2 separate regions of the Homo sapiens genome follow, and region 2 is linked to region 1. Evidence: read pairs that join two places in POLR2A ChIA-PET (ENCODE). Cell type or tissue: GM12878. All regions are shown on one strand. Links, peaks and the distances in the headings refer to the core of each region. The heading gives the core; the rest is flanking DNA. Region 1 overlaps PHF21A (PHD finger protein 21A). Region 2 overlaps PHF21A (PHD finger protein 21A).

The links. Peaks named below come from ENCODE experiments on the same cell type or tissue, not always from the same donor. Only the 100,000 strongest peaks of a DNase experiment are listed, where the experiment ranks them.
Region 2: POLR2A ChIA-PET joins it to region 1 with 9 read pairs; 5 of 35 experiments call an interaction of 5 or more read pairs at or near these places.

What each region holds. Positions count from the first base shown.
Region 1 is chr11:46,101,880-46,117,973 of GRCh38, forward strand. All of the region lies in intron 1 of PHF21A (PHD finger protein 21A), which reads right to left. Among named protein-coding and RNA genes, the nearest start is that of PHF21A, 12 kb to the right of the region's middle. In GM12878, for the core only: no CTCF peak of the experiment used is centred there; no DNase peak of the experiment used is centred there; H3K4me3 peaks cover 2,894 bases; H3K27ac peaks cover 1,338 bases.
Region 2 is chr11:45,928,028-45,937,029 of GRCh38, forward strand. It overlaps PHF21A (PHD finger protein 21A), which reads right to left. Exons shown (of 19, transcript NM_001352027.3): 17 at 8,467-8,542; 18 at 7,609-7,712; 19 at 1,292-6,198. The coding sequence ends at 5,941. It overlaps LARGE2 (LARGE xylosyl- and glucuronyltransferase 2), which reads left to right. Exons shown (of 14, transcript NM_001300721.2): 12 at 1-42; 13 at 150-345; 14 at 603-1,069. The coding sequence ends at 818. Among named protein-coding and RNA genes, the nearest start is that of LARGE2, 9.9 kb to the left of the region's middle. RefSeq lists enhancers at 1,931-2,120, 2,471-2,560, 6,708-7,706. In GM12878, for the core only: no CTCF peak of the experiment used is centred there; no DNase peak of the experiment used is centred there.

The sequences.
Region 1 (16,094 bases), core at 11,207-15,206:
TACGGAGTCTCGCTCTGTCGCCAGGCTGGAAGCAGTGGCGCAATCTCGGCTCACTACAACCTCTGACTCCTGTGTTCAAGCGATTCTCCTGCCTCAGCCTCCTGAGTAGCGGGGATTACAGGCATGTGCCACCACGCCCAGCTAATTTTTGTATTTTTAGTAGAGACAGGGTTTCATCATGTTGGCCAGGATGGTCTCAAACTCCTGACCTTGTGATCCACCCGCCTCGGCCTCCCAAAGTGCTGGGATTACAGGCGCGAGCCACCACGCCTGTCCCTGTGCTGGTATCAAACTCCTGAGCTCAAGTGATACACCAGCCTCGGCCTCCCACAGTGCTGGGATTACAGGCATGAGCCACTACACCTAACCAGGAGCTACTGATTTTAAATCCAGCAGAGACATTAACTCAACATGTAACCATAATTAATTTCCAAGTTTTATTTTTCTTACCAAACAATTATGTTAACAATTTAAAACCACTAGGAGAAATCTAAAAAGGAAAGGGTCTGCTACTTTGCAACTATCAACCAATGACATGTAAAAGATCAATATATAATAAGGCATCAGTGGTATTCTGTATTTACAAATCAAGGAAAGAAAGCCTAGTCTTCTCAATTAATAAATCAAAATATTTTAGCAATTCACAACACCAAAATTTCCATTTTTTAATTCTCCAATTAGGTCCATGAGACTAGAGAGCAGTCTAATAAATTAATGCTTATTTTAGTTAAGTAACATGCCTGCCTCTTCCTCAACTTTGCCTCTATCTCACCCCAACCAGAAAATACAGCAATTTCTGAGGTAAAAAGGTATTTTTCTATTCTCTCTCTTAGTCCAGATATAAAGTATTTTACAAATATTCAGTTACTGTGCAAGTGATTTTAAGCTATCCATTCTCCAAATTCCAGCTGAGGGCCCAAAGTAGGGGGTATCCCCACAAACTGTTAAAGCTTAAGGTTTTGATAATAGCTCAGTATCTCCCTGTTTAAAAACTAATAATTACAACAGTGTTTTGTTTTTAAGAGAAATAGAAATAAAACAGTGGTGGCTTGAAGGGAAGGATGAATAACAGGCAGGGGACGGAAAGAGACCATCAAGAGGGTAAGCAGAGAAGCAGGAGAGGAAAGGCAACACAGGGAGTCTGGGCAATCACCGGCGGCATCTCTACACAGGAGCACCACCGGCTGGACAGGGTCCTGCAGAGCTGAAATGGGACTGCACCCCCGTCACATACAGCACCACTTTTTACAAATTAAGCAGGGACAAACTGATTTTCAAAATTGTATAATTCTTTAACTCAACCCCCAAACGCTTGTAGAATCTCTTTCTAACACATATTTATCAAAATGAAATATACTTCTAAAGTTTCCACAATTCCATTCAACCAACGGAAACAACTTTTACAGATTCTGCAAAGAGCTAAAGTAAAGAAAACTTAATACTATATATTTGCTATGCTAATTTTAAAACTATAATGCTTTACCTACTGGTCACTCTATTGCAAAGTAAGATTACAATTATTTAATTGAAAGATAACTATACAACCCATTATAAAATTGCTTAGTTTTAAAAATATTTGTCGAGCCAAAGTACACCACTTTATTTTTTAAAAAACTCGTTGGAATTTCTCCTCAGAAATGAGATACAATGTTTTAGGAACAGGGACAAAATAAAATATACACCAATTCACCTATAGTAAACACACCTATTCACCTACTAGACCTTTATCAAATGGTACAGCTGGGTTAGTGAGAACAAAAAGTTAATAGGAGCCATTATGCTACTTTAACTTAAATTCTTGCTAAGGGTAACATATACCATATTCAGAATGTTTTGGTAAGCTATTACAAATACATTTGTTGAATCACAGAAAAAAACATATCAAGGATCAAAGACCAAAAACGTTCAGATCCTGATCAGTAGTGAATGAACAAAGTTAATTATATTTTACACTTAATGATCTTTCCCCTTACCTCATTTACTGGTTTCACTTATAAGATAGAGACATTCGTAAGACAGATACATATATACATTCTAATGGATATATTAACTCAATTATTTACCCCAAAACTCCTCAAATCTGAGGAGATCATTGTACCTTTTCTCATAATCAACTTGTTCTCAGGCTCAGTTTCTAGGCTCAACATAGGTAGCTTATGACAATTAAATATAGAAAGAAAATAACAACTACCATAAGAAAACATCAGGCACCAAATGAGAGGAAATTTCACAAAGGCAAAATGCCCAAAATCAGAAAGCAAATAAACTGTGCCCATCATTATTAGAAAGCATTTGTATGCCACTTTTATATCTCTGGGGTTCTACAATTGTTTCCACTAGTTGTTACACCCAAGCATGAGTTCTCAAGGGTTAAATACACATAATTTGCCAGACCCAATGGACTGACCAGCTGATGAGTATTTAAGACTTGAGAGTTACAATGCCTAGTCTACTACTGACTTGATTCTAAGAGACCTACTATAAACTGCATCAATATCTTGGTGCTGGTCTCACCAGCTGTTGAGAAAAAAAAAGAAAAGCTTATATCACTATGGGTTTTAATAAACATTAAATCCCCTAAAATATTTAGCAGGCTCTGTTAAAACTGACATATTCCCATGTATTTTCTATTTTTCCCAGAGGTATTCACAAATAAGAACTCATTAGATAACACTTTTATCATCTATACTCTTTCTCACCACGCATTTCAAGGGAGAAAAAAAACCTCTCCAGCTAAATTGTTCCAAATTTACTCTTTTCCCATGAACTTTTAGTGGGACTGTAATAATAACAATAATAATGATAAGAGCAGCTATCATGATTGAGTGTCTCAAGATTTCCTCATTTTATTGTCACATGAACCCTAGGAGGCTGGTATTACCATCTCTGTATCACAGATGAAGAAACTGAAGTCCCAGTGACCAGCACAGTGGTATGCAGCACGTATGTGATACATCTTTATTGGAGTGAGCTTAAATAATTAGTCCAAGGTCACACATTAAACTTTAAGTGGTTATACTGAGATTCAAATACTGGAGTCAGATGCCAAAGCTCAGGCTCTTATACTAATACTTGTCTCAATCCTTGAGAAGAGAAGAAAGGAGCAGAAAACTAAGCTTCAGTACCATTTATTTAGTACTTACTATGTGTCAGGCACTTCTACTAGTTTACACATTAACTCACTTATTCCTCATAACCACTTCATTTTATTCAAATTTTACAGGTGAAGAAACTGAGGCAGAGGCAGAGCAGGAAGTCATTTGGCCACAGTCAGAGCTAATACGTGGCAAAGCTAGGATCTGGGCCCATGCAAAGTGGCTCCTGCACTAACATTCTTAACCTCTGTGTTCTACTGACACGCTATAAACTCCCCTTCACTCGAATTACATGAAAACAAAACTTTTAACCTTTTTACCAAATTACTAAATTGTAAGCTTCACTGAGAGAAAACTAGTAGTGCTTTCCAAGCATGTGTGCCAGACGTCTTTACAGGCACACAGGACATGCCCCTGATGATTAGATCACTGCACGACTCAGGAAGTAGCACAACTGTAAATCTGGTTAAGAGCCCCCAGCCCACCTTTCTCCACACTCAGACCCACACTAACCAGGAACTGCAAGAAATGGGCAATTCAGAGACGTCCCTGTGCAATCTTCTATAAAATGAATGTCACTCTGAAAATATCCCAGTGTGTACAGTACCCTTCCATCACCCCTTCTTCTTCCCAAACACCATAAAAAAAAACACAAAAGGAATGAATGAGTCTAAGCTACTTAAAAATCATAACAAATGTCCAATGATAACTACAAATTTAAATGAGAAAAAAGCAAAATTCTCATAATTTTGTAACTTGTCCAAATTTTACATTTAAAAAGCACTAGGCCTCTTTGAAAGACTCAATTCTTAGACTACCTTCTTATCATAAATGTGCCTTGAAGGATGCAGAGAATTTTTGCTTCAGATTCTGAATATCTTGATAGGTGTATTTAAAACAAAAAACATGACTATTGCAGTATAAGTTATTGGGCTTTTTATACTAATATCTAATAGCATGACAATGTATTTAATTACACAAATATAAGTATTAGGCACGGATTTAATATTTGTATACTAACATGTAATATACAGAAAATAAATACAAGGAACAGGACTGGACCTAAAGGTACTGAGAACCTGACACAATGAAAACAGGAACTATTGCAGCTCCCTCCATTGACATCGTAAAGTTGCCACATTTTCTGGGCTCTCTTTTGAATTAATGTGGCATCTGTTCCAAGTACAGCATGCTAACATTTTACTAAAAGATATTTTCATTCTACATTTGTATCTGATTTGCTTTTTATTTGAACTCCTGTTTTATTTCAATGGTCATTATTTCTTTATACCAAGTTGTCAATTTGGCATTCCTAATCTATCTCCCCTGAGCACAAAAGGGTGGGGGGGAACCATCAGCTTAAAACTCTCTAACAGCAATAATTACAATATGTTTTGCATATAGATTAAATAAAGAAAATAAACAGCACAAAGATTTTTGTAGGCTTTTTAGTATCAAGTCCTGATAAGTTAACGGCATCTGTTCCTTTCAGAAAAAGAATTCTGCTCTGAGGTGTTGGGGGTTGGGGGAAGTAAACAAATACTAAATAGAATAATTCAAGTTACAAAGTTTGGTCTTCGAGATATGATGATTTCAATAATTTGCACATATCCAACTCCATCCACTGATAATTGCTTTTTAAGACATCTTCAAAAATGCTGTAGCAACAAGCCAAATACAACCACTTGTACTTAACATGCATGCTGCATACTCCACAATGTTACGTCACATCAGGCACAGAGAAGACGCTTACCAAGCTATCCTGCGTTCTATAAACTGCCTAACAACAGAAAAAGGCACTGCCATCTCAATGGGAGTAGAAGCTATCAGGGCAGGCAGCCCTTTCCCTTTTGGTCAACTCTGAGGAAAACAAGTAAGGTTTATATTTCTGTCTTTTAAAGCTCACCTCTCTCCAGGCCTATACTTTGAATCCTTCAGCCTTTCACAGAAAGAAAGGCTGTTTCTTTAAAATTAAAAAGCTGCAAAAGATCACTCCAACTTAAAAGTCCCACACCTTTTACCAACTGTCCTCCAGCTGTCCCCACGGCTGCCTCTTCTGCAGGAAGAATGGCCTATCTTGAGCACTCATCTCCAAGTGGGTGTGGGTACCCTGAGGAAGGGAGCCACTGGGAAGAAATTATTACAACTTATATTTTAAAATCTCATCCTTTTAAAAATTTCAAATTTCCTATATGTTTGACAACATGCATAAAACACTAGTTTAGACTATCATACATTTAACTGGTAACCATAATTTTTAAAAGTGTAGAGAGTACTGGTCAAGATGACTGAGTCTAGAATAAAAAAGGAAAACTAGGCTCTACCACTAACTTAGTCAAATTCTTGTCTCTCAGTTTCACCATCCATAACATTAATTGAGCCCTCTGTACACTATTAGACTAGAATGAACAAGAATAAAATACTCTGTAGGACATGGTCTGAGCCACTCAAAAGGAAAAGCATATTTATGAATGCTACCAATGAGAAAAACTAAACTTGGCTGGTAAAAAACGTTGACTACTCTATAGTTTAAATAAACTGCTACATTCTACCAGGTCCAATTCTTAGAATTTTACGGCAAGGCTTTAGCACTTCGTGGATCTAAAGAAGCATAAAGCACCTTAGATGCAAGGAGTGTATTCTAGGATTAGAAAGGCTTTTTTAAAAACTTTTATAACGAAAACTTTTTATTACCTGTGTAACAAAATTTTTTAATTTAAAAATTACAACAGTGAATTATCACTAATAATCTCAGCAACAAGTTAAAACTCTCAAAGCTGGAATCAAGAGTTCTATTTAATGTAGATTATAAGGCCTTTAGTATGTCTTTCTAAATATAATGCCAGAAAAAATGAACAGCACTCAAATAACTTACTTTTTTTTTTTAACTGCGTTAAAAAATACTGAGTTATCAGCATAGCATTTGGTAGTGGTTGAGTGAGTAGGGATAGGTGATGGGGATGAGGTCAGCCCACACTACTCACATGAAGTTGTGAAGACCAGGACTAATTCCTATGTAGGGTATCTTTACGCTGATTAAGCAGTACTACTTTGAGTTTCTATTAATTAAAATATTACATGTATTATCTTGGTTTTAAAATCCTACTTTTTATTTTTTCTTTTTTACAGGTTTGCCCCAATTCTTGCCTATTTACTTTGTAAATGTGAAATAAATGTGTCCTAACAACCAAGAAGAGAGATTACCAGTTTTTTTAAATGTTATTTGAAAACACAATTGCTCTCTTTATAAGTAGCTACTAGAATAAACTAGAATCATTTAATTCAGAAATGATGCCTCCTAAATTACTTATATAGGACAGAAAACAATGTTGTCATTTTAAACTGATTTTTTTTTAAGTTTAAAAAATAACAATGACCATTTCCTAAAGCATGAGGTACAATCAATCTAAGGCATTAGGTTTGGAATCTTAATGTATAAATCTTACCCACCTCTCTTCCTCCAACCTTACTCCCACTTCCCACATGAGCCCTATTTTCAAAAATAAACAAGTTTTTTAAATAGTCACCTGGAAAAAAGTAAACTTTGAGAGTATTATGGTATAATTAAACTTCTTTAAAAATGTGTGTGTGTGTATATATATATATATATATAAAATACATATGTAAATGCACAGGAAAAGTTTAAAAGTAGGATGAGAACGGAATGACTAATTTTCTACTTTATACGTATCTATATTGCTAGAATGACTTTCTAACTTAGATGCACAGCTTTTGTAATATTTCTTGAAAGGACACTTATCTAACACTCTAAAACGTTGATCGTTATATAAGGACTGACTGAAATAGTGAATGTAAACCATTTGCACCTACTAAAAAAAGTATTAAACTAACTTACACTGTGCTTTATAAAGTGCCCAACTTCCAAACTTTAAGAAATAGCTATTAGACCCCACCCCATGCTACGCACTATGCTTGGCAATGGATATACAAGGATAAACAAAGCAGGCACTGTCCCAAATGTCTTCATTTCCATCCCATTCCAATGTTTACTATTTTCAAACTACTCAACCTAACCCAACCAAAATCAACATGAAACAGCCTCAAAATGATACACTGTAGCTGTGGCCATTTCAGTAAATTGAAAACTTCTTTAGTAATTCATTTCTAGGTATCTATGGGAATTACATAGTTTAGTATAGCATTTTGGACATTTAAGAGCAAGGGCTCAGGAATCAAACCTGGGCTTGAATCCAGGTTGTATCATTTGTTACCTATGTGATCCGAGGGAAACCTCTACTTCCTCATTTGTAAAATGGAGGTAGGATAATAATAGTAAATCCTCAGAATATTGCTGTGAGGATTAAAACTAAATAAGATCCTATGTGTAAAAAGGCTTAGCACTATACATAATAAACACTCTTTATTATTGATGACAACAGATAAACCTAAGGTACAAAAACCGTTCACAACTTGTCAAACATTTAAAATCTATGTCATTTCTCCAAAATGTGTGTATGTCACTTCTCCAAACACAAATATATATATTTATGTAAGTTTGTATATTAACACATAAAAATAAAATTTATATAGTTAGTAAAATAAAATTTTTAAAACACAAAAGCTCATAATTAAAATTTTTCATTCCCATGACAACACACCAGTACATTTATATTTATAATATACACACAAATGTACCAATGTGTATACTGTTAAGAACTACACCATAAACACACACGTAAACACATGTCAAGAATTTGTCTATTGGGCCAGGCGTGGTGGTTTAGGCCTGTAATCCCAGCACTTTGGGAAGGTGAGGCAGGTGGATCACTTGAGATCAGGAGTTAGAGACCAGTCTACCCAACATGGTGAAACCGTCTCTACTGAAAATACAAAAATTAGCCGGGTGTGGTGGCACATGCCTGTAGTCCCAACTACTCGGGAAGGCTGAGGAAGGAGAATCACTTGAACCTAGGAGGTAGTGGTTGCAGTGAGCTGAGATGGCCCCCCTGCACTCCAGCCTGGGCAACAGGGCAAGACTCCGTGTCAAAAAAAAAAAAAAAAAGTACTGGTCTATTGGGAGCAGGGTGGATCACTAATTTTTTGGTTCTAACTCATTATTTAAAATTGTATAATATTAATATTATTAACATGATACAGATAAATATCTTAAAACCCAGCCCCTTATTGCTGATTAAAAATTCAATTTACATACACAACTTTAGTAATATAAAGTACATTCATGAGTATTATCTTATCTAATCCTTTTAATATCATAGTGAAGCAGGCCCTTATTATTATCCCCATTTTACCACTGGGTAAACTAAAGCCCAGCAAGGATGAACTTCCCAAGAGTGTACAGCTACGTGACAGGAGTACACTTAAGACCAAGTCTTCTGACATCATCACAACTGTTTCCTTTATACTGGCCTGGGGCATTTCATTAAAAAAGAAAACTGTGTTCAATAATTTAGGTGTGTCAAAGGTCTCTATACTGAATCTACATGGCTGCCCAGTTTTACTCTCCTTATTTCCTCTCCTGATTTCCAACTTTAGTATTTCAGTAATCACATGGGTACATATAATGATAAAAATATGGAATGAGAATTCCTACAAACCTGATATTTTCTATATTGGCCATTAACACCAGGGACTATTTTTCTCCTTATATTTAGCCCTTTGTATTAACTCCTTTGTAACTGCTGAATTTATTTCATTTTAATATTAGGTCTTGAAAAGACAAATTGATGTCATATAAATAAAACAGCTTATAAAGTAGAAGCATATCAGACCAGATTCCATACATTTTGGACACATCTAAGGAATCTATTTAATGTCTAATCTACATATTAACAATTTTTTTTTTTTTTTGAGACAGAGTCTTGCTCTGTCTCCCAGGCTGGAGTGCAATGGCACAACCGCAGCTCACTGCAACCTCCGCCTTCTGGGTTCAAGCGATTCTCCTGCCTCAGCCTCCCGAGTAGCTGGGATTACAGGCACCTGCCACCACGCCCAGCTAATTTTCTATTTTCAGTAGAGATGAGGTTTTGCCATGTTGGCCAGGCTGGTCTCGAACTCTTGACCTCAGGTGATCCACCCGCCTCAGCCTACCAAAGAGCTGGGATTACAGGCGTGAGCCACCGCGCCTGGCCATATTAACAAATTTTAAATCACAACTATGTGGGGGGGGAGGCTAGTATTATTACAGCAGATTGGTTTGCTATATAAACAAGTACTTTAAAAAATATTTCTTGGGCCAGGCGTGGTGGCTCACGCCTGTAATCCCAGCACTTTGGGAGGCCGAGGTGGGCAGATCACTTGAGGCCAAGAGTTAAGAGACCAGCCTGGCCAACATGGTGAAACCCCATCTCTACTAAAAATATAACAATTAGCCAGGCATGGAGGTGCATGCCTGTAATTCCAGCTGCTCGAGAGGCTGAGGCATGAGAACTGCTGGATCCTGGGAGGCAGAGGTTGCAGTGAGCTGATATTGCGCCACTGCACTCCATATCCAGCCTGGGCAACATGGCAAGACTCCGTCTCAAATAAATAAATAAATAAATAAATAAAACTAAAGGCAGAGTTTTCTTAAATAAACATGGTAGCCCTCAGCAACAATATTGTAAGAACTCCTCGCAAGAGAAAAAGCTGGAATAAGATACTGGCTAAGCAAGTAAGAAAGGCACTGCCCTGCTTCTGCATACATTCAAACTAAGACATATACATTGCAGCTTACACTTACATTTTCCAATATCCCCAGGCATCCCTTTCCCTTCTCAAACAGCCAAAAGGAACCAGCCATGCAAATAAAAATACAAGTTCAAGAGCCTAAAAGAAGTCAGTGTCCTAAAAGAGAAAATTAATGTAAAGAATTAAGATTTTTTGAAACTACACTTTCTTTCTGGGGCTGTTTACTGGCCTCCAATACATCAATCCTGTAACACTGTGAACTACAGTGATAGATTGGTACATGCTTCTAAACACAACAGAATTTTTCCAAGGTTACATACACTGTAACAAAAGGGGCATTTTGCAGCATCTTATTTTCCTTAATCAACTAGTTTGGATATTCTAACAGTGCAAACATTGTAAACAATAAATTTTCATTACCTTTTGAACTTTCTGAAGTCAACCAAAGGCTTGTGGTATGGATGCAATGAGTACTAGACAGGCAGAGCTGAATACTAGTCAAAATATTCAGTTACTGGTGTGATAGTCCTTTTGGGGGCATACATCACTTAGGGAGAAACTGAGGTGCAAGGACATTTTACACACAGCAAAAACATTCTCAGGAATTTGTCACATCATTACCATAAGCCAAAAATCTCAAGGTCTTAGAACAGCCTGAGCTTCTGATCAAATTATATTGTAAAAAGAGAGGAAAAAAATGTGAAGCGTGCTATTTTTTAAAATAACAGTAACTACTACTACTGCTGCTGCTGCTAATTCTAAACGTTTACTGAGCCCTTATTATGTGCCAAGCACCGTGCTAGGTACGGTCATAGATTTTAACAATTAATCCCTGTAACAACCCTCTGATATTAGTTAATAAAATTAAAGTAGAATCCTCACCAAAAAAATTTAAACTTTCCAAATAAAAATATAAATAAATTATTAAAGACATTTCACCTCTTTCTCTGCCTCAGACTACATTTTCAAGTATTAAATTTACACTAAAACCACATTTATTTTCAGGAATTCCAGTTAAAGCGTACAGATATTCAAGATGTTGACAATTATTACAGAAGAATCACAGAACTCTGAAATTAAATACTGGCACAGAAAACCTTCCATCCAACCTTACGGAACAACTATCCCCATTTTAAAAAAAAAGGAACAGCATATATATCAGGCTTGATAATAAGAGGCTTCTCATGCCCACACTAGCAATGAATGATGCCATAATTATAAAGAGACCTGTATCGCCACATGCATAAAAATAATTTACATCTGCTAAGTCAAGTTTTCAATATATTATTTTGTGTGTAAACCTTATAGTAGCTGATAAAAAATACAATAAACTAATCTAAGGTAAACTAAAACACTAGGTTGTTTCTGAAGACTCACTTTAGAATTTGAGCAGCATAATAATCATAATATTAGTAATCAAACTACTTAGCAGAAAGTTCTTAGAGGGCTGGGAAGCTGTGTATAATAAAATGGAGCAGACAAGAAGGAAGGGTTTTCCGTACTGTTTAAATCAACTACAGGTCCCAGCATGCAGTGCTCTAATCTGAAGTTAAGCAAAAACTGCAATGCATACTGGGACTTGTAGTAAGTAAACCACGTTATCACAGCAAGTTTCAAGAAAGTCTGAACTATCTAGCACAATTTGACTATATCTTATTATCAGAGTCTAATCAAATTTAAATCAAATTTGTATGTTCTCTGATGTGGCACACAGTTTCTCTAGCACATACCGGAAAAAGTATCAATATTTAGACCAACATTTTCACATTAGAAAAATCTTACGTAGGAGAAGCACAGAAAAAAATGCTGAAAAAGCAAAAAAACTTGATGAATAAAAAATATAATTTTTGAAATAGTTTTTTAAAGTTTGAATGGATCCATTTCAACATTCTCTAATCCTCCCCCACAAAAAGTTTAATTGTTTTGGCCGGGCGCGGTGGCTCACGCCTGTAATCCCAACACTTTAGGAGGCTGAGGCGGGTGAATTACGAGATCAAGAGATCGAGACCATCCTGGCCAACATGGTGAAACCATCTCTACTAAAAATACAAAAATTAGTTGGGCGTGGTGGCGCACGCCTGTAGTCCCAGCTACTCAGGAGGCTGAGACAGGAGAATTGCTTGAACCTGGGAGGTGGAGGCTGCAGTGAGCTAATATCGCACCACTGCACTCCAGCCTGGTGACAGTGTGAGATTCATTCTCAAAAAAAAAAAAAAAAAAAGTTTAATTGTTTTAACAGGTTGCTTTTTAACAATTATTCAAGATGTATTTTATAAATAATTTTTCTTGAAGAAAATTCTCAGAAGCAAACATTCCCCATATTCTAATATTGCCCACCAGGAAATAATTTTTTTAGTAATACGCACACACCCCATCACAAAAACAAACAAAAAACACTGAAGTTCTGCTTTTGTCAAGTCCTTACTCAATATTTATGCCCTCCATTCCTCACCTCTAATTCCCTACACACACACACACACACGCACACATCCCCACACACACACGCTTCTACAAAGAACACTTAGAAAAACAGTATTCCAACTACAAGCCCACTTCTCTCATCCACTGACCTCTTCTGAAAACACAAAAGATTTTTTAAGCTATCAGTAACACGTCCAAACACAAGCTGATAAGTTTGAGCTAGAATTTACATATATACAGTTGCTACACACCCTCCTATTTTCTGCAAGTCTGTGGAAGGAGGCTGGGAAAGAACTAAGTGCAATCTGCATCAGGAGGCCTAACACAGGTGGTGGGTTATTTTCAGGCAACAGCACCTTCACAAACATGTTTTGGAATATAGTCCAAGAAATTCCTAACAAGGAAAGATAAGCTGGCACACAAATTTAACGCAATCCAGCTAAAAATCATCTGCAACACATGCTACTACATTTCACCATAAAAGTGACGGGCTACTATAAAGGATTTGAAGCTTCGTCAATACAACATACTGTCCATAAGGCCAGAGATAGCAGTTGCCATGGTTACTATACCCACTTTTATCAGGAAATTACTGTCATTACCCCAAAGTTTTGGGTACTTATTTAAAATTTAAAAAAAACACACACAATTTAGGGTTCTGACTGTTAATTGAGTGAAATAATCAACTACTGTTTGATTTGTAAGTATGTCGCTTTGGAGATGCACATGGTTAACAATACTTGGATCTGCAGCAGAAAAAAAATCAATTCCTTTCTGCTGCTCCTTCTCCTCAAGTACTGACAGTTTGTATTCTCAATGCAGCCAAAACAATAAAACAAAACCCATCTTTTTGGCTTCTGTGTTTAAGTTATTTTTCCCCTAGGCCCACAAACAGAGTCAAAATAAAGCCTAGATCATCAACCTGTTAGGCCTCATCCCCTTCCTATCCCCTCCATACTGGTTCACTTTCTTGACTACTTAGAAAAGGCAGAAAACATTTCTGTAACTGATTCCAAAGTATAGAAAAGAATAGTTGCCTTCAACTGAGATATTTTCACCAAAGTCTTTTTTATTTACTTTTTTTTTAAGGCAGGGAGAGGGGAGAGACTTGCAGGGTACTGAAAGGGAGAAGTGGAGGAGTATTCAAATTGCCACACAAGTCTAGTGTAAGAAAGTTGCTTTAGAAGAGTCCAAAGGATGGCTGAACCTCACATATAATTTCTAAAAGCTTTGGAAGAGTTCACCATAATTTTAAGACTGAATTGAGGGACAAGTAATAGAAAAGTTATTCATAAAGTCTACTTCAACATTTTTACAAAAGATAACTATTCAAAAATTTAACACACATATAAGAATTATACGAAAGCCTACAAAATAGTATGGCCACATATACACACAAACATACAAAGTAGAAAACATAAGCTATTTAAGAAATAATTATCTACAATAAATTCAATGCAATGTTAACATATTATCTCTTTTTTAAAAAATCGCAAAGCAGCAAAAACATACACCTGAGAAAATTAATGTGATCAAAACGTTAAAGAATTCTTAGGCCTATAAAAAAAGCCCATGTACAAAAGCTCCTGAGAAGTCAACATAAATCATTAATATTTCCCAGCACAAAATAATATGAAAATTCAAACATGTTTCAAGAAATCAGTTCTAGATATAGATATAAAAGAATTCCATTAAAGGTCAGAGACCTAAAACTTTAATTCCTTCCCTTCTCTGTTTGAATAGTAATTAAATACAAAAGCCTTCAGCAATAAAATACTAAGGATACAAAATTTAAAAGCACATTAATATAAGCTTAACTTCAGTATGTCTTCACAGAAAGCTTTACTATTCACTGTCTGTAGGATGAAAAAGTTAATAACACCCTGAGAGGTTTCATTTTTATCTAAACAGTTAAGTGTTTTTCTCACCGTTCACAGAAGCAAGTTTCTATATTTACTTTCTAAAGGGGGCAATTTCAAAAGAATAGTCACTTCTAAAATTTAAGATACTATACCTTTTGATAGGCTCATAAACACAGGGTTCCTAATTATCTATATTTTACTTTAAAATGTTTCTATTCCAAATTTGTGAGCAGAGTTTATAAGAAAGCTGAAACTCAAGGCTTTAAACTTTTGGGTTATTTTTACACAAAAATATTTCAGTGCACTCCTCTAGATTTGAGTAGTCATTTCCTTGTGCATCCTTCTAAAATAGAAAAACAAAAATGATATATCCATATATACCTAATACTAACACATACAGATATACATCTTTTTCACTGTGAAACAAGCTTGAAAGCTTTAGGCAGTAAGAATTTTTCAGAAAGTTAGCAGAGTCAGTCAAAACATTCAAAACTTGAACCATGACATCTGTTACTCTGTCAATAAGAGTCTATAGAAGAATCAGGGAACTTACATACTCACTAAAATCAACTACTATCACATCACATCAATGGAGAAATGAAGAAAAACTGTAATAGGGGACATACAATTCACAGGATCTTCAAAAGGGAAAATGATCTTTTTTTTTTTTTTAAATTATGAGAAACTGACTAGGCAGCATTTTTTCAAAAGCAGCTTCAAAACTATAACAAAGACATTTTTGGTAACCACAGCAGTATTTAAAAAACAAAAATTTAGGCCGGGCGTGGTGGCTCACGCCTATAATCCCAGCACTTTGGGAGGCCAAGGCAGGTGGATCACCTGAGTCAGGAGTTCAAGACCAGCCTGACCAACATGGTGATACCCCGTCTCTACTCAAAATACAAAACTTAGCCGGGCGTAGTGGCGGACACCTCTATAATCACAGCTACTCAGGAGGCTGAGAGGCAGGAGAATCGCTTGAACCTGGGAGGCAGAGGTTGCAGTGAGCCGAGATCACGCCGTTGCACTCCAGCCTGGGAAACAGAGCGAGACTCCGTCTCAAAAAATAAAAAAATAAAAAAACTATAGTGTCCAGGGTGCACTTTAAATGTATTACTTTCTCAACTGATATGGAAAAAGTTAGCATTTAAAGACAGAAGCTTCTGTCCATGTATTAATTAGTTACCTATCTCAACAACTTAATATCTGCATGCTTTCTTACCATTTATGAAGAACTTTTATATGTATTATCTCATTTGGTCTTACTGAGAAAACAGTATTTTGCCTACAAAATAGACAAAATTCAAAGCAGATTTATCAAACTTTCTAGCATCCCCAAATTTTTAAAACTTCGACACAAAACTTTACAAGCAACCACAGTGGCATGATATTTTCAGTGATAATCAATTCACCTAACACTAACAGAGTTTCAAAGGACCATGTGCTATAAATGCTATGAAACTGTTAAAGTAGCTATATTCATCTTTATGCAGTTACTGTTACATCAACAATGACCTACCACTGATACAACTTGACTTACAGTTCAAGAATCTCAGTCTTTGCAGGCTAACTTAAGTACATCAACCATATGTATTTATAAAGCCGAGTGCCTAAAAATTGATCTATATTAGAATCATAGTCTGTAAATCCGAGGGGAAAAAACTACAAGAAGTCTAAAATTTTTTCAACACACTATACCCCTTTCCAAAATCTCAACTACTCTATATCCTATTTGTATTAATATTATAGGGATGATAACAAGGCTTAAAGCCCTAAATCATACCAACTACTTTTGTTTATAACAATTACAAATAATTTTTTAAAATACATGCTCAACATCCCACTCATCAACACAAGACTAATTCCCCTTCCAAATAAAATAATTCTAAACAGTGCTCTGTACCAAGGGCCAGAATCCTTATACTATCCGCAATCGCACATCTACTTTGTACAGTCAAAGACTTCACTTTCAAGTAGCAAACATTATTTATGAATGGAATTTTTAAATGGACTTACTCAAAATCTTTCTGGAACTTTAAGGTGTTAATCCTGTTGCTTAGCTGAAGCT
Region 2 (9,002 bases), core at 5,003-9,002, 180 kb before region 1:
GCTGTTGGCCTTGCTGGATGCGGGCACTCTCTACACCTTCAGGTAGGAGAGGCTACTTCTCTGCCCACTCCACTCACTTGCCCACACTGGCCCCCACTACCCACGAGCTCCTAGCCTCAGCCTGGCTCCCACCCGACCCTGCTGCACAGGTACCACGAGTGGCCCCGAGGCCACGCACCCACAGACTATGCCCGCTGGCGGGAGGCTCAGGCCCCGTACCGTGTGCAATGGGCGGCCAACTATGAACCCTACGTGGTGGTGCCACGAGACTGTCCCCGCTATGATCCTCGCTTTGTGGGCTTCGGCTGGAACAAAGTGGCCCACATTGTGGAGCTGGATGCCCAGGTGAGGAGGGCACCTTGCTGCCTCCACCTTTGACTCGAGCACCTCCAGGTCCAGGGAACTCACGACACCTGCATGGGGGACCACACCACTAGGCAACACTGTTAGAAATGTCCCCCTTCTGTGGAATTAAAATAATCTGCCCTTTGGCCCTTGCTTTAGCTCTCAGGGGCTACAGGGTAAGCCTGTTCTCTGGAGCTGCACCTTCCCCGCAGGCCAGGCAAGCCAGGCAGCCACTGCTCCTCTGCCCCACCCTGCAGGAATATGAGCTCCTGGTGCTGCCCGAGGCCTTCACCATCCATCTGCCCCACGCTCCAAGCCTGGACATCTCCCGCTTCCGCTCCAGCCCCACCTATCGTGACTGCCTCCAGGCCCTCAAGGACGAATTCCACCAGGACTTGTCCCGCCACCATGGGGCTGCTGCCCTCAAATACCTCCCAGCCCTGCAGCAGCCCCAGAGCCCTGCCCGAGGCTGAGGCTGGGCCGGCGCTGCCCCTCATCTTAGCATTGGGCAGACACCAGGGCAACCTGCCCTCCGCCATCCCTGCTATTTAAATTATTTAAGGTCTCTGGGAAGGGCTGGGGCAGAGCATCTGTGGGGTGGGGTCTTCCCCTTGCTGCTATTGTATGGCTGGGGACTGGTCTCTCTCTGCCCCAGCCAGTTTGGGGCTGGTTCCCCCATCTTGAATTGTTTATCCCTTTTTCATAATTAAAGTTTTAAAACATCTTTTTTGTGTTCCTGGTTTGGGGGAGCAAGGGCACTCTGGGGCTAGGGCGTCAGTGCACAAGGGAGGTGCTACATCCAGCTGGGGTCACAGGAGGGCCTGGGCCCTTAAGGGCAAGCACCCCCCCGCCCCCCACCCCCAGACAGCCAGTCAGGGAGGGCAGAGGCTGGGACTGGAATGTGTCCTGCCCACCCTCCCCTGCCCCAAACCCAACACCATGAGGCTGAGAGGCTTTATTTGGCTTTATTTAGTAAAATGTTAAAATAAATAAATACAAATTGATCAGCTGCTCTGTATCCCCCCCCACCCCCTCAAAACAAAAACCAAACAAACAAAAACAAAAACTTTGAAGCACAAAACTCCAAATACAAGTCTACCAAGACTGAAATCACAAAGGGCATGGACAAGAGACAGGGTTGGGGTCTGGCTGGCTCTTCTCTGCTAGGAGCTGGCTGACCTCTGGCCTGCCCGTCCCATCCCGCCTGACTGCAGCTCACCCTGGGCTGAGGACCCACGGACACCGGAGAGAGGTGAGGGTCCAAAGGCTGCTGGGGAAGGGGTAGGGGGGTGGGGTCCTCAGGGAGGAAGGGCCTTGTGGGAGGGGGCGCCAAGTGGAACTGGAGAGCCCTGCTTCCGTTTAGAGGAGGTATTTTTCAGAGTTCCTACCCCGGCTTTCTGGAGGGCAGCCCCAGCTTCCTGCCCCTCACTTTAGCAAGGGGCCAGAAGACTGCCCAGGGCTGCCCACTCCTGTCTTGGAGAGGAGCTGACTCAGAGGACAGTCTAAGTCAGGGTGAGGATGGGAGTCCTGCTTCCTGCCAGGGGTGCCCGGCAGAGGGACAGGGGCGAGGTTCACACAGAGCAAAGTTGCCTCCACTCAACAGAAGCCACGGGATCTGGAGAACCCAGGCCCTGGAAAATGCACCTGGGCCACCATCCATCTCATTACCCTAAGAGCCTTTTGCCCCTGGGTAAAAAGTCTCCTAAATTCAGCCCTTTAGATAAATAAGAAGGACCACGCCCTATAAGAGAATGAAGAGAGGAAACCACTGAAGAGTGTGTGTGAGCTGGGAGGTGACAGCCCAAGGGAGGCTCTGATGGCCCCAAGAGAGAAGTATCAGAGGTGGCTGGAGAGGCAGCCGTGCATGCGGAGACGGAAGCGTGCTGCAGACACGGTCACCCTCACGGAAACAGCTGTGTGTAACCACCTCCATGCACGCTGCCTGTTGGGCCTGAGCCAAGCAGCAGCAGGGACAGAGAGGCAGGTGTTGCAGGGAAACCAGGCACACGATGGTGCCAGCTGGAGGCTGCCAGGGCGGCCCCACCAGGGACTGCCCCTAACTGCCTCCCTATGTCAGGTACAACCAGCAGGCTTACCCCAAAGGGCCTGATAAGGAAGGAAGAAATCAAAACCCCAGAGGAGCTCAGCACAGGTGAGACAAGACCCAGCAGGCTCCATGAAAGAAAAAGGACCCACAGGCAGCAAGAATGCAGAGGTGGAGATGACAGCAACATGGCCTCACTGTTACCAGGATGCAGCGCCTGGACAGGAGCTGGCAGGGGACTCCCAGTCATCACTGCCACCAGGGCGCAGCGCCTGATCAGGAGCTGGCAGGGGACTCCCAGTCAGGGCCCAGTGGGCAGCCGCTCCAGCTCTCTGAAGTGACTACAAAGCCAGCTGGTCTCAAAAGTGGCTGTCAGAGCAGCTAAATTCTGGGCCGTGGGGAAAGAGCAGCGGAGGGAAGGAGGAGGAAGCAAGTGGAGGTGGCTGGGGTGGGGCAGTGTCACGAGCGTATGTCTCAGGTGGTCACAGGCCCCCCCCCCTCCCCGCCCAGGTCTGAGGGGACAGTGAAGGACAGGGAGATTGGGTGCCAGGGGCCTCTTCTTTACAGTAAAGCAGTGTTTTGGAATTTGAGTGCAGAATGTAGGTTTGGGGGCTGGGTTGCATCTCGTACTCCATACTAGCTGACTCCCAAAACAGCTCACATCTGAATGTCAGGAAGAATCCACAGCCCAGCTGCAGGCGAGGTCAGAATGTACCCGACACTGCTGAGGGCGGCAGGCAAAGCCCTGGTCAATTCCTAGCCCCGTCCTCCGACCCAAGACTCCTAAGGCAGCTCCTCTCTGAGCAAAGGCCTCTAGTGATGATGGTTTCCCAACTTCTTTCAGGAAAAGGTAAGTTAGGTGTTGTGTGGCAACCCCCAGATGGGCCCAGACAAGTTGAGGGGAAGAGCTCTAGACAGGGCAGACAGCCTGCTGCTGGTCTCTGATCCTCTGCCAACGATTCCTCCAACTAGTCCAGGCATCTCCAAGGCTCCCTGACTAGACACAGCACCTTGGTTTCTGAATGAGAAAAGGGAACTCTTTCCCCCTCAGCCAATCAAGCAGCCAGGGCCTAACTCTGAGGCCTGTTCAGCCTAACTTAATTCCTTCTTCTGAGGCCCCTGGGAAGATGAAAGGCGATGGCTGATAGAGATGAGACACATTTTACTCTAAGAAGTGTCTCTTCTCTGTTGCATTTGCTTTCAGATCTGTCTTTGTCTCTCTGGGCCTAATTGGGTGGGAGAGAAGCTGATAGGATCGTTTCTACCTCTCCTAGACTCTGGCCATTCCCAGGGCCTGGAGTGGGCTTGGGGGAGATGCTCCAGCAGGGCCAGGGTACAGAGCCTCCACCGCCCTCCCATCGGCCAGGGGCACGCAAGGGGCAAAGGTCTCCAGCGAGAGCACAAATCTGACACAATTTACTTCTGACAAGGCAAGATGAGAGAATGGTCTGAGTCTTTCACAACCCTGGTTTTCTCAAGGAGAGGCCACAACCGGCCAAGCCGAGGCAAGCGCAGCAATTCTAGCCCAGGGTCACCCAGGAGGCTTGTGGGTGGGTGGAGTGGAGTAAATTTCTGGTGCCTGGAGCCAACAGGCAGAGAAAGGAGTGGGAGCTTCAGACCTCTCCCCAAAGGCAAGACAGAGCGAAGGCCACGCTGGGGCTCTGTCTCAGAGACGTACCCTCAAAACATGTCACTCCTCCTCTGTTCTAAGCACCAAGGGCTGATGCAGCCAGCCTGTACTCCCGCACCCTCCTGTCACGGCCAGGGTGCGTGCGCACCACAGAGCTCCGCTGGCCAGTTCCCTCGGAGGTGTCCCCCAGGCACTCATAATGCTGGTGGCTGAAAGACCAAAAGCAGCACCAAAGGAAGGGATCTTATTTAGGCACCAGCCTTTTGCTCTAGCAGAATCTGAGAAGACCACGGGTAGGGCCCTGATACCATCCACGCTTCCATTTGGGCTTCACAACAGGAGACAAGATCCCTGCACCAAGAAGAGAGCACGGTCTTTTCTGAGGAGAGAGAAGGGTGGGGAGCTCCGCCTCTGTCCTTCAAGGAGACTGGCCCACCAGTCTAGAGACACACACACGGCAAAATGTCATCGTGATCAGCAGGGTCTGTGCTAAAAAATTATAACTACACGGCATTTTCTCCAGTTCTGACACCTTTTTAATAGAAATCACTGTTTTTAGGAAACAAATAGCACTTTTGTAATTTTTTTTTACAATGTTTCTTACCTTGATCTTAATTTAAGTAACACTAGGAAGACCTCAATATCTTTTATTTTCCTTTTTAATTTAAAAAAAAGTTTTTTTTCCCCAGATACAAAGATTTTTGCCCTTGCATAAAAAAACAGTGCCCGAACGATGACACAAGGACTCACAAAGACTCACGGGACCTCACTGACACTATGATTCCTACTCTACCATGCAAGGTCTTGGCTACCCTTAATTGGACTGTCAGCCTGAAAAACAGCTTTTCTATTCCTTATTTTAGTTTTTGTTACCAAGAAAGTAAAATGAACAGTAAAATAAAACTTTCCTTAAAGAAAAAAAGAACAAAAACAAAAATTAAAGAAAGAGAAAAGAAACGTCTCCATTCAATTCACACACACCTGGGTCGCGTGCTGCTTCACTCAAGATCTTCTCTTCTTATAAATATAGAAAAGGGATGGAGCTTGTTTTCAAGTAAAATCACTGATCCACCTTTTTTTCCTTCCTGGACACACACATCCTTCTTCCCTGCCTTGGGCAAGGGCCAGTGGCCCGGGCTCTGCTTGTTCTTGGAGAGGAGACAGCGGGATAACCACGGAGATGCGCGACTCACCAAGCAGGGAAGGAAGGAGACTGGGCAGGCTTCAGGAGTGGTGGGGTTACCGCGCAGGGAGCAGAGTGCAGGGGAGAAGAACCTACTGGCTGTTCTTGGTGTCAGTCTCCCCTTGCACGAGGCCCCCGCCAGAGGTGATTAAATACTGCTTATTTGATACACTGTCCCACCCCCTGCTCCCTCCAGCCACTCCCCTTCCCTCTTCTGGGCACTGGGGTTGGTGAAATCTCAATTCCTTTTTTTGGTTTTATAGTAGCGAAAGTTTAGAAACAGGAAAGCCCACACACTCTTTGGACTTGTCTTCTCTACCTAAACAAACGGCTCGGCAAGTAAGGATCTGAAACCTGCTCTCCTCCCTCCGCCCGTCCCTGCTCCCCACCCAAGAAAACAGAAACAAACCCATCGTGGCTGTGGAGGCTGCTGCAGGCACACACTGGTGTATAATAGAGAGAGTAAATATATTATTTCACTTGGCATGGTGCTGGCAAAGAACCTCCAGCTGGCACTATTTCATGTAACATGGTCCAATCTTTGCATGTACACACAGAATAAGAAGGATCAATTGGCAAACTCTGGTGCCACCTGGCACAAGCATCTTCTCTCTCTCTGGAACCAAAGAACCAAAAGAATTCTGCACTTTCCAGAAATCCGGCTTTGCTTTTCTAGAGTCTTCAGTGTTCTGTTCTCCTTGCCGCCGGGATCCCGTGGCTTCTCCTAGAGGGGCTCTGTTATTTAGTCTCTTCCCCCTGGTTACAGTTCGCTGTGCAGCTCTGGGAGGAGGGGGAAGGGGCCGGCGTGGAGGTGGCGGCATTGGCAGGGGGGGTGCAGTCCGGGCCATTGGAGATGGCCCCCACAGTGGCCTCAGAGTCTACAGGTTTGGAGAGGTCGATGCCGTGGATGAGGCGAATCAGCTGTTTTACCTTCTCCAGGGAGCTGTGCATCTCCTTCTGCCGGGCCAGGATGGTGTTCTTCATTTCCATGCATTTCTGCAGCAAATGACAAGGGCAGTGGCACTGAGCCGCCTGGTTTCTAACAGGCCTGGCAGCCCCTAAGAGCAGAGCGCCTTCTCTCTGCCCAGGGAGAAGAAGCTCTGCTGGCTGCTGTGCAGCCCCTGGGCCTTGCTGTGTTCCTCAGTGGAGTGGGCGGCTACCACCTAAGGAACAGGGCGGGTGGAGTGGGTAGGCTGGGGGGTCCCAGGTCCCAGAGGCAACAGAGGGAGAAAGAGCATGCGGGCACCAACACACAGGAGTACTAACGCTTAAAAACAAACCGGCAGAGCCGCCATCAGACTTCCAAACAAAGGTTGTTTAAAAAAAAAAAAAAAGTTCCCACAGCTGTCCTGCAGCCTGTTTAGGCAGGTTTTGATATGCTTCTGTCATGCTAACTGGGGAGCCTTCAGGACTGGACTGAGCTCTCCAGGGTGGAAAACACACAGTGCTATCTGGATTCCATCTGAGGGCAGCAGGAAGTGAGACGACAGGCCAGCAGCATTTAGGAGGATCGAAGCCCCAAGGACAAAGGCCTGCAGCCAGTACACCTTCTGCTCAGCCGGGGACTTAGAGTCTTTTGCCCTTTTGCCCTCAGCTTCCCACACCTGCTGGCTTCTATTTTAGGCAGGGAAAGAGAGGAAAGAGGTGTTAAATCTGCATGCCATGGGTAGGTATGGTGAGGAGGAGAAAGCAGGTAAGCAGGACAGTTCAACTGCCACCAAGTACAAGGCACCACCTGGTATCCATGAGGGCTGAGGTCACTTCACTCCAACAAGGGTGACCTACTCAATGGAAAAGAAGACTGGCTCCTTGCCTGGGAGAAGCCTCTGTCCCCCTGCTGCAAATACAACCCTCTTTCCCACTTGGACAGGCCGGGCTGGGCAGTACTTACTTCCAATACTTGTCTCTAGAAAGCCCGCTTCCTCACACTGGTCAGGAAAACCGGGAAATGCAATCAGCATGGTGTGGAAGAAAGAGCGAGGGAGGGCCGTACGGATGGGCCCACTCGCTCAGGTGACTAGGAAGAATCACACGAGGGGACCTGGTCTGTGTCTGCTCAGTGTCAGGTGAGGCGCTACACTCCCCCCACACACTGTCAGGAATACGCAGGGCCATGGCTACACTGTTGTAGCTGTTACTTATTCAGCCTGAAGACTGAAAATCCTCTCTCTGATTAAAGCCAAGAGGATGTTACAGAGCTTGGGTAAGGCACCACCTACCAACTGGCCGCCTGTACCTGAGGTCTGAACTCTAACTGGATGGCAAACTGCATTTGCCCAAGTTAATCACGTTAATAAACAGAAGGACCCGAAACAGCCTGGGGCCCACACGTACTGTTACGTATATTGGAAAGGCCTAGGTCTCTGCACCTATGTATCGACTGCTGAAGGCATGAGGTTTACTTACACTTATGGAATTGCTGAGCTGTTTCACCTTTTGCTCTAGTTGTTCTCGTTCTTGTTTTAAATCTGAACTCCATTTAAGTAACTTCTGTTTCTCTTCTTCTTTTGCTAAAAAAAAAAAAAAAAAAAAAAAGGAACGGTTTTTGACAATTAATTCTTTGAAATGTCCTCTGTGCTCAGAATGCCTGCCAAAGAAGGTATTTTCCCCAGAGCTCCCATGAGTCCTACAACCCAGTGCAGAGAATCTGCCCACCTGGACTTTTCCTTTTTCTGTGTACAGTATGCTAAAACTGTCAGTGGCTTGGGTCTGGCTTTACATAAATGAGATACCACATCTCATTTTCTTCCCCCAAGAAGTGCTACAGTCCAGGCATGATGGCTCATGCCTGTACTCCTAGGACTTTGGGAGGCCAAGGCAGGTGAATCACTTGAGCCCAGGAGTTTGAGACCAGCCTGGGTGACATGGCGAAACCTGTCTCCACCAAAAAATACTAAAGTTAACTGGTCATGGTAGTACACACCTATAGTCTCAGCTATTTGGGAGGCTGAGGTAGGAGGATCGACTGGGCCCAGGAGGAGGAAGCTGCAGTGGGCTGTGATCATGCCACAACACCCGAGCCTGGGTTGATACAGTGAGACCTTGTCTCAAAAAATAAATGAATAATAATAATAATAAATGCTACAGAAGTTTTCCACTTTATCCAATAAAAAGTTTTCATTTGCTTTGTTTCCTCCAATAGTTAAGGGCAAAAGGTTTTCATTTTTAAATTTAAATTCCCTTTTGAGAATAAAACAAATACTGCCAGTATTTTTTTCAAACAAGGGGAAGCTTACAAAAAAGTGGGTATGGATAACTCCTTACCTGCTTTGTAGGCAATATAGGAATGAACAATTGCTAAAGTTCCAGGCCATGGAATTGCTTCTTCCTTCTTCAGCATCTGAAAAGATTTTTAGAATTTTACCTTGAGAAGGAGGTTTAAACACACATCCTCTATGTAACAGCTAGCAGTGGTATCTGTGGCTACTGGCAGATAAAATCCAGGAAGGATTTATGGTAGCAGTGTTGCAAAACCCTGGTCTATAGTTTCTGGACTAAAAAGTTCCAAATATCAGCTTAGGAGAATCAAGTTCAAGGCAGGAAGAGCCAGGACACTTGAGCCCAGGCTTAGAAGGAGCTGGGACTTGGCTGAGCATTCCTATCTTTTCACACACGCCACATGACACCCAACCACTCCCGACAGCTAGAACCACCAACACAAAAGCTGCACATCAGCATGATGGCAGCAGCCACTGGCAGTTTCGTCCTTGACCTGACATGGGCTGCCTGTCTCAATTTTAGATTTCGATGTCCCTCAAAGACAGCCTGACCAAGAAAATTAAATATTAGTTCCAAATACT